2 separate regions of the Homo sapiens genome follow, and region 1 is linked to region 2. A link is a loop called in an ENCODE intact Hi-C map of the cell type or tissue named here. Cell type or tissue: CD14-positive monocyte. All regions are shown on one strand. Region 1 overlaps XYLT1 (xylosyltransferase 1). Region 2 overlaps XYLT1 (xylosyltransferase 1).

Evidence for each region. Peaks named below come from ENCODE experiments on the same cell type or tissue, not always from the same donor. Only the 100,000 strongest peaks of a DNase experiment are listed, where the experiment ranks them.
Region 1: a loop joins it to region 2, with 3 times the contacts of the local background. A loop is called at or near these places in 1 of 110 quality-filtered maps.

Annotation. Positions count from the first base shown.
Region 1 is chr16:17,256,338-17,261,337 of GRCh38, reverse strand. XYLT1 (xylosyltransferase 1) reads left to right here. Exons shown (of 12, transcript NM_022166.4): 3 at 1,840-2,350. Among named protein-coding and RNA genes, the nearest start is that of XYLT1, 210 kb to the left of the region's middle. RefSeq lists enhancers at 1,628-2,027, 2,188-2,237. In CD14-positive monocyte, CTCF peaks have their summits at 2,116 and 2,320 (motif pointing left); DNase peaks (open chromatin) are centred at 1,777 and 2,327; H3K4me3 peaks cover 1,939 bases; H3K27ac peaks cover 2,585 bases.
Region 2 is chr16:17,320,166-17,325,165 of GRCh38, reverse strand. The region is part of intron 2 of XYLT1 (xylosyltransferase 1); the gene reads left to right. Among named protein-coding and RNA genes, the nearest start is that of XYLT1, 150 kb to the left of the region's middle. RefSeq lists an enhancer at 4,025-4,524. In CD14-positive monocyte, no CTCF peak of the experiment used is centred here; a DNase peak (open chromatin) is centred at 3,115; H3K4me3 peaks cover 487 bases; H3K27ac peaks cover 3,603 bases.

The sequences.
Region 1 (5,000 bases), 64 kb after region 2:
GTCAGAGCCTCCAACAAATAGGAGAAATTCGTGCTTACTGCTAGGAGCAATGGAGCAGAGGCTAGAGGAGCATCTTTTTTTTTTTTTTTTTTTTTTGAGAGCCAGTTTCACTCTCCCCCCAGGCTGGAATACATTGGTGCAATCTCAGCTCACTGCAACCTCCGCCTCCCAGGTTCAAGCAATTCTCCTGCCTCAGATTTCTGAGTTAGCTGAGACTACAGGTGTGCACCACCACCCCTAGCTATTTTTTGTGTGTGTGTGTTATTGGTAGAGATGGGGTTTTGCCATGTTGACCAGGCTGGTCTCAAACTCCTCACCTCAAGTGATTCACCTGCCTCGGCCTCCCAAAGTACTGGGATTACAGGTGTGAGCCACCACGCCCAGTCCTAGGGGCACCTTCTTCTCCAGGCCATCACTAAGTCGTATATGGATGGTGAGGACAGAAGCAACTAACCCAGTCCCAGAGGAGGAGGCCTTTTAACTCACACTCCAGCAGAGCAGGGGTCTGCATACATTTTCTTAAAGGGCTGGATAGAAATATTTTAAGCTTTTCAGACCAGAAAGTTTCTATTGCAACTATTCACTCTGCTATTGTATCAGGAAAGCAGCCATGGACAATACACAAATGGACAGGTATGGCTGTGTTTCAATAAAACTTTATTTATAAAAAACACAGGCAGTTGTTTGCTGACCTGCTGGGGTGGGAGCCTTGCTGAGGGTCAGCTGCTCTTGGGTACCCCTGCAGATCCGCTGTTCAGGCCCCGACACCTTTTTCCTTGGGAACTGGTAAGAGGCATATTTCAGCCCTCCTTAAAAGGAGGACTAGCAGGGATGCCGCCCATTGCCCCTGTGTTTCCATAGCAACAAGGGCAGCTATATGGAGCCATTACTCTTCTCTGTGGCTTCAGAGGTCAGGGGCCGTGTTGTAGGACATTGGATATGCTTTCAGATTAAGGCCTTGGGAATGAGCTTTAAGCAGAAGCAACATGTTGCAGAAACAATTTGGGGCATTGGTTGAATGATGCATTTGATCATTCGACTGATCAAAGTAACCAGGACCCATTTACCCATGGAGGAGCTGAGTTTGGGGTCCAGCCCTTCTGGAAACATCCATGCCATGCGTGGTCTCCAGAATGACTCCTGATCTTTGTCTTGACCCCAAATGACTTCATCACTTCTGTTCCATGTACACACATGAAGAGCCAAACTCAAGCACAAGAGTGTCGCAAGTTTGCTTTGCTCCAGGACTTAGTGTAAAGTTTATTCTACAAGGGCTGCATTCCTCTTAAAAAAAAAAAAAAAAAATTGCGGCTGGTTTCTTTCCCACAGAATTTACAACGGCTCAGTCTGATTTCTCTTATGGGCATAGATATATGAGCATGTCCTAAAGGCAATGGAATGTATGTAATATCCTACCAATATTTTTCCCTTTATAACTTTATTATATCATTTCCAGCCCTTAAGTAAACCATCACAGCACTTTCAGCTGGAATTTAAACGGGACGCTGGAACAAAATGTTTGTTACCCAGTGGCAAAGACAGTCAAGGAAAGAAACTGACTTGAAAAGGTGTGGTTAATAAGAAGCATTGAGAATCGTAGTCATGGCACTTTAGAGCTTGAAAAAGCCTTGGTTTCTGGTTGGAACATCTCCTATTTCCAGATGGGGAAACTGAGGTCCAGAGAGAGCCATCTTACCAGAGGTTAAACCAGTAGCAAAAGTAGGATGTGAAACTATGGCCCCGGCTTCCAAGTCCGTATGACTCACTCTTCAAAGGCCAGTCTGCTTAGCATGATCTCTCAGTCAAGTTTCTCTTCTGTTTCTCTCCCCTCTTCTCCAGGATGGCTACTTTTCTCATCGGCCGAAAGAGAAAGTGCGAACAGACAGCAACAACGAGAACTCTGTCCCCAAAGACTTTGAGAATGTCGACAACAGCAACTTCGCACCCAGGACTCAAAAGCAGAAGCACCAGCCTGAGTTGGCGAAGAAGCCACCGAGTAGACAGAAGGAGCTTTTGAAAAGGAAGCTGGAACAGCAGGAGAAAGGAAAAGGACATACATTCCCTGGGAAAGGCCCCGGTGAGGTGCTGCCTCCCGGGGACAGAGCCGCAGCCAACAGCAGCCACGGGAAGGATGTGTCCAGACCGCCTCATGCCAGGAAAACTGGGGGCAGCTCCCCCGAGACCAAGTATGACCAGCCCCCTAAGTGTGACATCTCAGGCAAGGAGGCCATCTCTGCCCTGTCCCGTGCTAAGTCCAAGCACTGCCGCCAGGAGATTGGGGAGACTTACTGCCGCCACAAGTTAGGGCTGCTGATGCCTGAGAAGGTGACTCGGTTCTGCCCCCTCGAGGGTAAGTTCCAACCCCGCTGGCTCAGAGAGGGATCTCCTGGCCACTTCCTCCTCCTGCCCAGCCCCATTCTGCTCACCTTCTCAGACCTTCTGAGAAAGGCCACCCTGTTTTCCAAACCCCAGATGAGCACACGAGATCTGATGTGTTCTAGTACTCCCTGAGTGTTGAAGTCTTGTATCAGAAAAATTTTGCAAAATCAGATTACCTTTTGTAGGTGCTTTAACCCATTGCCTTTATGGCAAAGGATGAAATTATAGTGAAATCGGGAGCTGATGTGATGCTGGCAGGAGCCAAGGGAGCTGTATTGATATGGTTTCGTTTCTCTTTCAGTAGAATATTGGGATTAGAATTGATATGAATATTATTGTAATTGATTATGATTTGAGAGGTTTCTAATTGGTTGCATTAACTTCAGAGGCTCTGTAACTTTCCGTTTTCCTTCATCAAAAGTTTCTTTCCCTCTTCTCTTCTCTTTCTTCCTCATATGTTTCCTGTTTCCCTCCTTCTTTCCTTCTCATTCCTTTATTTTCTTTCTCCCTTTTTCCTCCCTTCCTTCCTCATTTTCTTCCTGGTTTGTTTCTCCCTTTCCTTTTCTTCCCTCTTCTCATTCCCTTCCTTATTTTCCTCTCTTCCCCCTTCCTTCTTTCCTATTTCCTTTCTTCCTTATTTTAATTTTCTTTCTCTCTCCTTTCCTCTTTTCTTCCTATTTTCTTTCTTCCCTTCTACATTCCTTCCTGCTTTCTGTCCTCTTCTTTCCTAATTTTTCTCTCCTCCCTCCCTCCTTTCTTCTTTTCCTTCCTTCATTCTTTACTTCCTTCCTTCCTTCCTTCTTTCCACCTTTCCTTGCTCTTTGCTTTTCCCCTCCCTCTTTCCCTTCACTGGCACTCTTTTATGTGCGGATGACCTGATGATAAACCAGCTCTCTTGCTGAGACACGGAGGGATCCAAGCTCTGATCCAGAAATTCACAGGCAGAGTGGAGGGGCCATCTGAAGATGGGGAGTCCAGTTTCACTAGCGCATGTGCAATCGTGCCATTGATGTGTATTTCTTGGTAGTGATTTTCACCTTCTCTAGTGCCCTTGGAAGGGGAATGACAGCAGCCACAGGGGGCTGCTGAGGCTTCGCTGTGTGCTAGACACCGCACCAGGCTCTGTGCAGTCAATTTGTTTATCACATCCAACACTCTCTGAGGCTGATGCTGATGTCATGAGCCCAATTTTTTTCAGATGAGAGATGTAAAATCCCTCTCCCAAGGTCACATGGCCTTTAAGTGATCTTACAAGCTTACTGTTATGGCAGGAAATTTCGGACCCACTCAGAGTAGAGAGAACCCCAATGTACCATCACCCAGCCACGTGGTCGCTGTTTATTGACTCGTGGTCACTGTTGTTTAGGGCACGCCCCCTTCCCTCCCGCTAGCCCCTGCCACCATAGCTTACGATAATCCAGCCTCTGGGAGCACTCTTAAATTTTACTTTTTTCCTTGGAGAAGATATTCTCAAAATGTTTGTGAATTCGTTTGCTCAGTGGTTTTCTCTGTGGAGAGGGCGGATAGCATCCAAAAGGCACCTTCCCACGAAGAGTTGGTGCCACTAGCAACAAACAGAGAGGAATGCATTTGAAATAAACGGGTGTGGATTTCATTCAAGCTCAGCTACCAGCTAACAGGGAGAGTCCTTTCTGCTCTCAGGGCCTAGATTTCTTATCTGTCCAGGGAGCAGCTTGCATTCTAGGGGTCTTTTTGCTCCACCTTCCCTGGGAGCCTACTTCACTCTTTACTCCTGGCCATCCCTCCTTCTCATTGGGCCACACTGCAAGGCCAGCCCAGCTGTCCCTCACAAAGTGGCCAAAGGTTCACAGTACCCCCTTGTCGCTTCTAAATCCAAATACCAACCCCTGCTTTTGTTATCTCCGAAGGGAAAAGACCCTTAAATGAGCACGGAGGCCAGCAAGGAGGCAACAGAGAGCTCTGGGGGCTCCGATGGGGTTGGGGGCATGTCAGAGTCGAGCTAGATGGAGATTGGGGAGGTGTCAGGGTCAACAGATGCAGCTGGAAGGGATCCACTGAGGTGCTGCTCAATGTCAAGGCATAAAGTCAGAGAATCAAGCCAGCTGCAGAATTGGGGAGGAAGGGCTTTCCGTTCCACCGGCATCGGTGCATCCGGGAGCCATGCAAGGCTTTGCCTGGTGTCCTCCTGAGAAGGCAAATGGTCAATTCACCCAACTCTCTTGATGAAGAAAGGAAGTGCAGCAAGAGAATGGCTCCCCAGAAAAGTAGACTAAAAAGACCTCTTAAGAGAACTCTTCATTCGCTACTCTTTTTTTTGTTTTTTTTTTCGAGACGGAGTCTCACTCTGTCATCATGCTGGAGTGCAGTGGCATGATCTCGGCTCACTGCAACCTCCACCTCCCAGGTTCAAGCAGTTCCCTGCCTCAGCCTCCCGAGTAACTGGGATTACAGGCGCCCGCCATCACACCCAGCTAATTTTTGTATTTTTAGTAGAGACAGGGTTTCACCATCTTGGCCAGGCTGGTCTTGAACTCCTGACCTAGTGATCCACCCGCCTCGGCCCCCCAAAGTGCTGGGATTACAGGGGTGAGCCACCGCGCCTGGTGAGAACTCTTCATTCGATTCCCTGGACAGATAAG
Region 2 (5,000 bases):
TCAGCCTCCCAAAGTGCTGGGATTACAGGCATGAGCCACCGTGCCCGGCACCCCCGCCCAGAGTATTCTTTTCAAACATCATATATATTGGCTGCATATTTTTTTTTCCATGAGGCTACATGCAGTTACATAGCGTTTTTTGAACCACATAATAGATACTTATAAATAAATAACATCCATAATTATATATAAATAGCTATAACTCGTGTTATGATAAAGCATCGTCTTTCTTTGCCTTCATAAATGGAATATTCATTTAAAAATAACTTTCATGAGTATTTTATAACAAAGCTTGAAAAAAAGAGAAGAAAGATCGGTGAAATCATTATTCCGAAATAAAATCTTTGATGCATGTCTTTCCGGTCTTTGTTTTCTACATTTATGTGTGTCTGAAAGCCTGCATTTGTTCACTAAAAACATGTGGTGCACATTAAATAGAATCCTATGAATCTGATTATGTTTATTCCCAATGACCGTGGGGGATCTTTTCAAAAAGGACTACTCAGAGCGTTGTCGGTCCATGGACCAGTGCCATCCCCAGGGTTTCTCACTGTGTGCACGAAGACGCGCTCAGAAACGAAGGACAAGCTTTCAGCAGCTTTTATAGTAACCGGACATGGCATGGCACCTAAGCAAGTCAATCTTTTATTTTTAATGCTTCTTTTTTTGTTTTATTTTACAAAATTAGCACCCTGCAGTAGACTGGGCATACAAAGGCCTTTCTCCACAGCTGGTTTGAGAAGCACTGCTGTGGAACGTGACCATCATACCTGGCCACTGCAAAGGGACAGGCGCTGGCTCCTAGGTCCTCACCGCATGTGTCATGCTGGGCTCTGAAAATCCCTGTGTCTGCTTTCTTGTGGTATTTTTTTCTTTTTCTGTCCCTTCTTGCTGCTCCCAGTGAGCCTGTCTCTAGCGTTACCATTTTCTCCCTTTTCTCTTCTGTCCTTTTCTTTTTCCCTTGACCTTTTTCTTTTTATTTCTCACTTTTTTCCCTTGTTGTCTCTGGATTGGCAAGGTGGAGAGAGAATTAGCAATCCCCATGACCATGCTTGTTAAGATGAGTTGGGAAGCATGTGTGCATGGGACCTGAGCTGGGGTCTCAGAGTGTGCCTGTCTAAAACAAATGAGCTTTCTACCCAGCTGTTGTGACATGTCTTCCCATAGCTTGAGAACAAGTCTGTTTCATACTTTAGTAGATACGGGTTGCATTTTAGATCTGAAGTTGGCCAGCTCTGAATAAGTTAAATGTTTTAAAGCTACATATGATGCTTTTAGTATTATCTGCGCTTCGGAACTTTCTGTGTCTCTGCCATCTGCTCTTGACCTAGAATCGAGAGCAGAGTCTGATCAGACCTGGGCATATTCATCTGGGGACTTGGGCACTACCTGATCTTTTTTTTTCAAAAGGAGAAAAAACCCAGAGAAAGCAGCTACACACTGGTGATGTCCTGTTGCCAGTGAACAGGAGCAAGTGGCAGTAAGCTCTGGAGTGATTCCTCAGGCCCCATCAACCTAATGTCCCCTGGGCTACATGTACAAGTCCGGAGCTGGGAATAAAGTGAACCGTGATGACGAAATAACTGGCTTTAGTTAAATAATTTGCTGTTTACCGCTTCTCTGTTTATGAATCAGTTAAAAGCCCTTTTAAGTGAAATTGGATAGACTACAAAGTGTTGGTTTCATGTGTTTTATTTGCAGTTTAATCAGCGTGATCCAGCTGCTGGAGTGGGGAGAGTGGAGCCGGGGTTTTAATTATCCCTGCTTTGCCCGAGTTAGGAATTCCCAATGGTGCCGTCTGCGCGAAGATGCCAAAAACCGCATTGTTCTTTAATTAGCTGTTGTAATTGTTTTAGTCTAATCTCCGTGATTAGCAGCAGCATTAAATACAGCAGGAAGAATAGGCCTGTCCTCTACGTACTGCCCCAGTAAACAGAGCCTTTCTCCCTTCTGGAGAGGGATATCATAGAAAATCAATTAGAACTCAACCAGTGTTGATTGGAAAATGATAAAGACCAGCCACCATGAAGCAGAGATGGCTTTGAGGAGTTGGTTTATGGCCTCCATGGCCAGCTTGCCTGGAGAGCTCTGCAGCCCTGACCTGCCATGGAGGTATTTGGCTAGGACCTGCCAGATGGCCCTGTCCCTCTCTGGGGATGAGGAAATGGACCGGATTGGCACCAGCTGCTGTTTTGCCTTTAGGTTCTCTGTTTCATGCATTCAGCCACAAGCTTTCATCAAGCACCCCCTTTGTGCCAAACATCATGCCAGGGGCCTGGAGATACAGCACTGCACAAGGCAGAGACAGTTCCTGTCTGCATGGAGTCTATAGTCTATAGGAGGAGACTGATGGTCACCAAACACTTGCACAAGTGTTGGGTTCTTTTAAAGTGTGAAATGCTATGAAGGGGAGCTAGGAGAGAGTTTAACGGAGATAACTCATCTGGTCAGTGAGTTGGCAGGGCTAGGAGGGTGTCCTAGACAATGGAAGTATAAACTGAGATCCAATGAGTAAAAAAGAGTTAGCAGGGCAAAGAGGCCAGAGTGAAGACATATACATCATCAGGAGCAGCATGTGCAGAGGTCCTGAGGCAGGCTGGAATTCGATCCTTTCTGCTCATTGCTCTATTAGAGGCAGGAGAGTATGGTGGGAGTGAGCCAGATTCTGGATCTAAACCCCTTGTTAAAACCCTATCTCAGCTGCATGAAATTCTTCAAAGGACACTGCAGCACTCTGTCTCAGCGTCCCAGGATGTAAAATGGAGATGATGATGATGACGATGATGATTATATTATCTAGTTCATGGGAATGAATTAAGTTTCTACTTGTCGGGTCTTCAGAGCACTGCCTGGTAGGTACTGTGAGGCTTAGGAGGTGTGAGCTGGCATCATTAATCTGTTGGGGTAGCCTTCTCTTTGAAGTTTAACAGAATAGGCTAAAATCTAAATCTGTCATGTACAAGTCTTGTGACTTTGGCCTAGTTACCTAACCTTGCTGTCCCCGCTGTCTTATGCATGAAGCGAAAACACAGTCAAAGAACTCAGAGTTGCCATGTGAGTTAAGTAAGATAACTCAGGGGTTCCGTTCTGTTGTAAGCCATTGTTTGGTGCTCAGAAAGTAGTGGCTATTGTCATTATTCGTGAAACATCTGCTTGGTATGTGTTTGGTGTTGAAACTCAGTGATGATAAGTTCCCTTCACTACTTCTTCTTTCCTTCCCATTGTTAGCAAGGCTGCGCTGTCCTCCCCAAGTTCACAGAAAAGATAGCTCCGCAGCAGGGTTTGCCAACCTTGCCACCATACCATTTGGGGCTGGATAAGTCATTTTTTGTGTGCAGGGGTTCCCAGGTACTGTAGGATGTTTAGAAGCATCTCTGGTCTCTACCGAGTAGATTCCAATAGCACCCCATCCCTGGAACCACAATGTCTATGGACATTGCCATATGTCCCCTACAGGGCAAAATTGCCCCCGATTGAGAACCACTGCTCTAAGGAGAACAGAACAGATAGCTGGGTGTGGTGGCTCATGCCTGTAATCCCAGCACTTCGGGAGTCTGACACGGGGAGATCACTTGAGGTCAGGAGTTCGAGACCAGCCTGCCCAACATGGTGAAACCCCATCTCTACTAAAAATACAAAAAGTAGCAGAGCGTGGTGGTGCATTCCTGTAATCCCAGCTACTTGAGAGGCTGAGGCAGGAGAATTGCTTGAACCAAAGAAGTCAAGGCTGCAGTGAACTGAGGTCATGCCACTGCACTCCAGCCTGGATGACAAAGTGAGACTGCCTCAAAAAAAAAAAAAAAAAAAAAAAAAAAAAAAAAAAGGCTAGTTAGTACTTTGGGAACTGTCCAATGTGGGCTATTACAGTAAAAATAGTAAAGTTTGTTGGGGAGGGCAGTGTGCAGTGGGCAGTTGTGAGATCCTTTGAGCATGAGGCGTTTATAGTGGTTTTCAATTTCAGATTCATGTTGGAATCACCCGGGGAGAGTAAAAAGCAGATGTACAGCCTGCCCCACTGGAGTCTGATGTTGTGGGTATGGATACAACTCCAGGGTAATTCGTAGCTCTCTAGGTGATTCCAATGGGCCTCAGAGTTGAGGAGCACTTTGTAGATGAGGAGCTAACCTACCTGTGTGAAAAAAAGGTACTCAGGGAAACCTGCATGGAATGGTAGGGACAGGGCTCCACCTACCCTAGATGACATTTATTCACATACAAGGCATAAAAAGTGCTAAGTGCCTTACGTATATTTTACCGAAGTCCTTTATGTATGTTAACTCATGCAGTGCCAAAAACAATTCTATGAGTCAGGAACTATTATCATTAACCTCATTTCCGTGGTAAGAAAACCTAGGCACAGAGTGGTTAAGAAACTTTTCCAAGGTCGGCCAGATGCGGTGGCTCATACCTGTAATCCCAGCACTTTGGGAGGGCAAGGTGGGCAGATCACGAGGTCAGGAGTTCAAGACCATCCTGGCCAACATGGTGAAACCGCGTCTATACTAAAAATACAAAAAAATTAGCTGGGTGTGGTGGTGGGGGCCTGTAGTCCTAGCTACTTGGGAGGCTGAGGCAGGAGAATCGCTTGAACCCAGGAGGCGGAGGTTGCAGTGAGCCGATATCGCACCACTGCACTGCAGCCTGGTGACAGAGCAAGACTCAGTCTCAAAAAAAAAAAAAAAAGAAACTTTTCCAAGGTCACACAGCTAAGGAAACTCACAACTCATGCCCCATTTCCTCAGGAGGTGGGGCAGAAAGAGGTTTTGGATGTAAGCATTGGGAATGGTGTGTTTGAGGGTCTTCATAGTGGGTTAGATGAAGGCCTTGATGCGATAGATTGGAGGGAATGCCAAACTTTCACCCATCCCCTCATCAAGCCTTTATTGAGCACCTGCTGTGCTTCAGGCACTGTGCTAGGTTTTTGGAAATACACTGCTAATCAAAACAGGCACGGTTCCTTTTTCTGAATGTTTACAACCTCCGTAGTCTGGGGAAGAAAG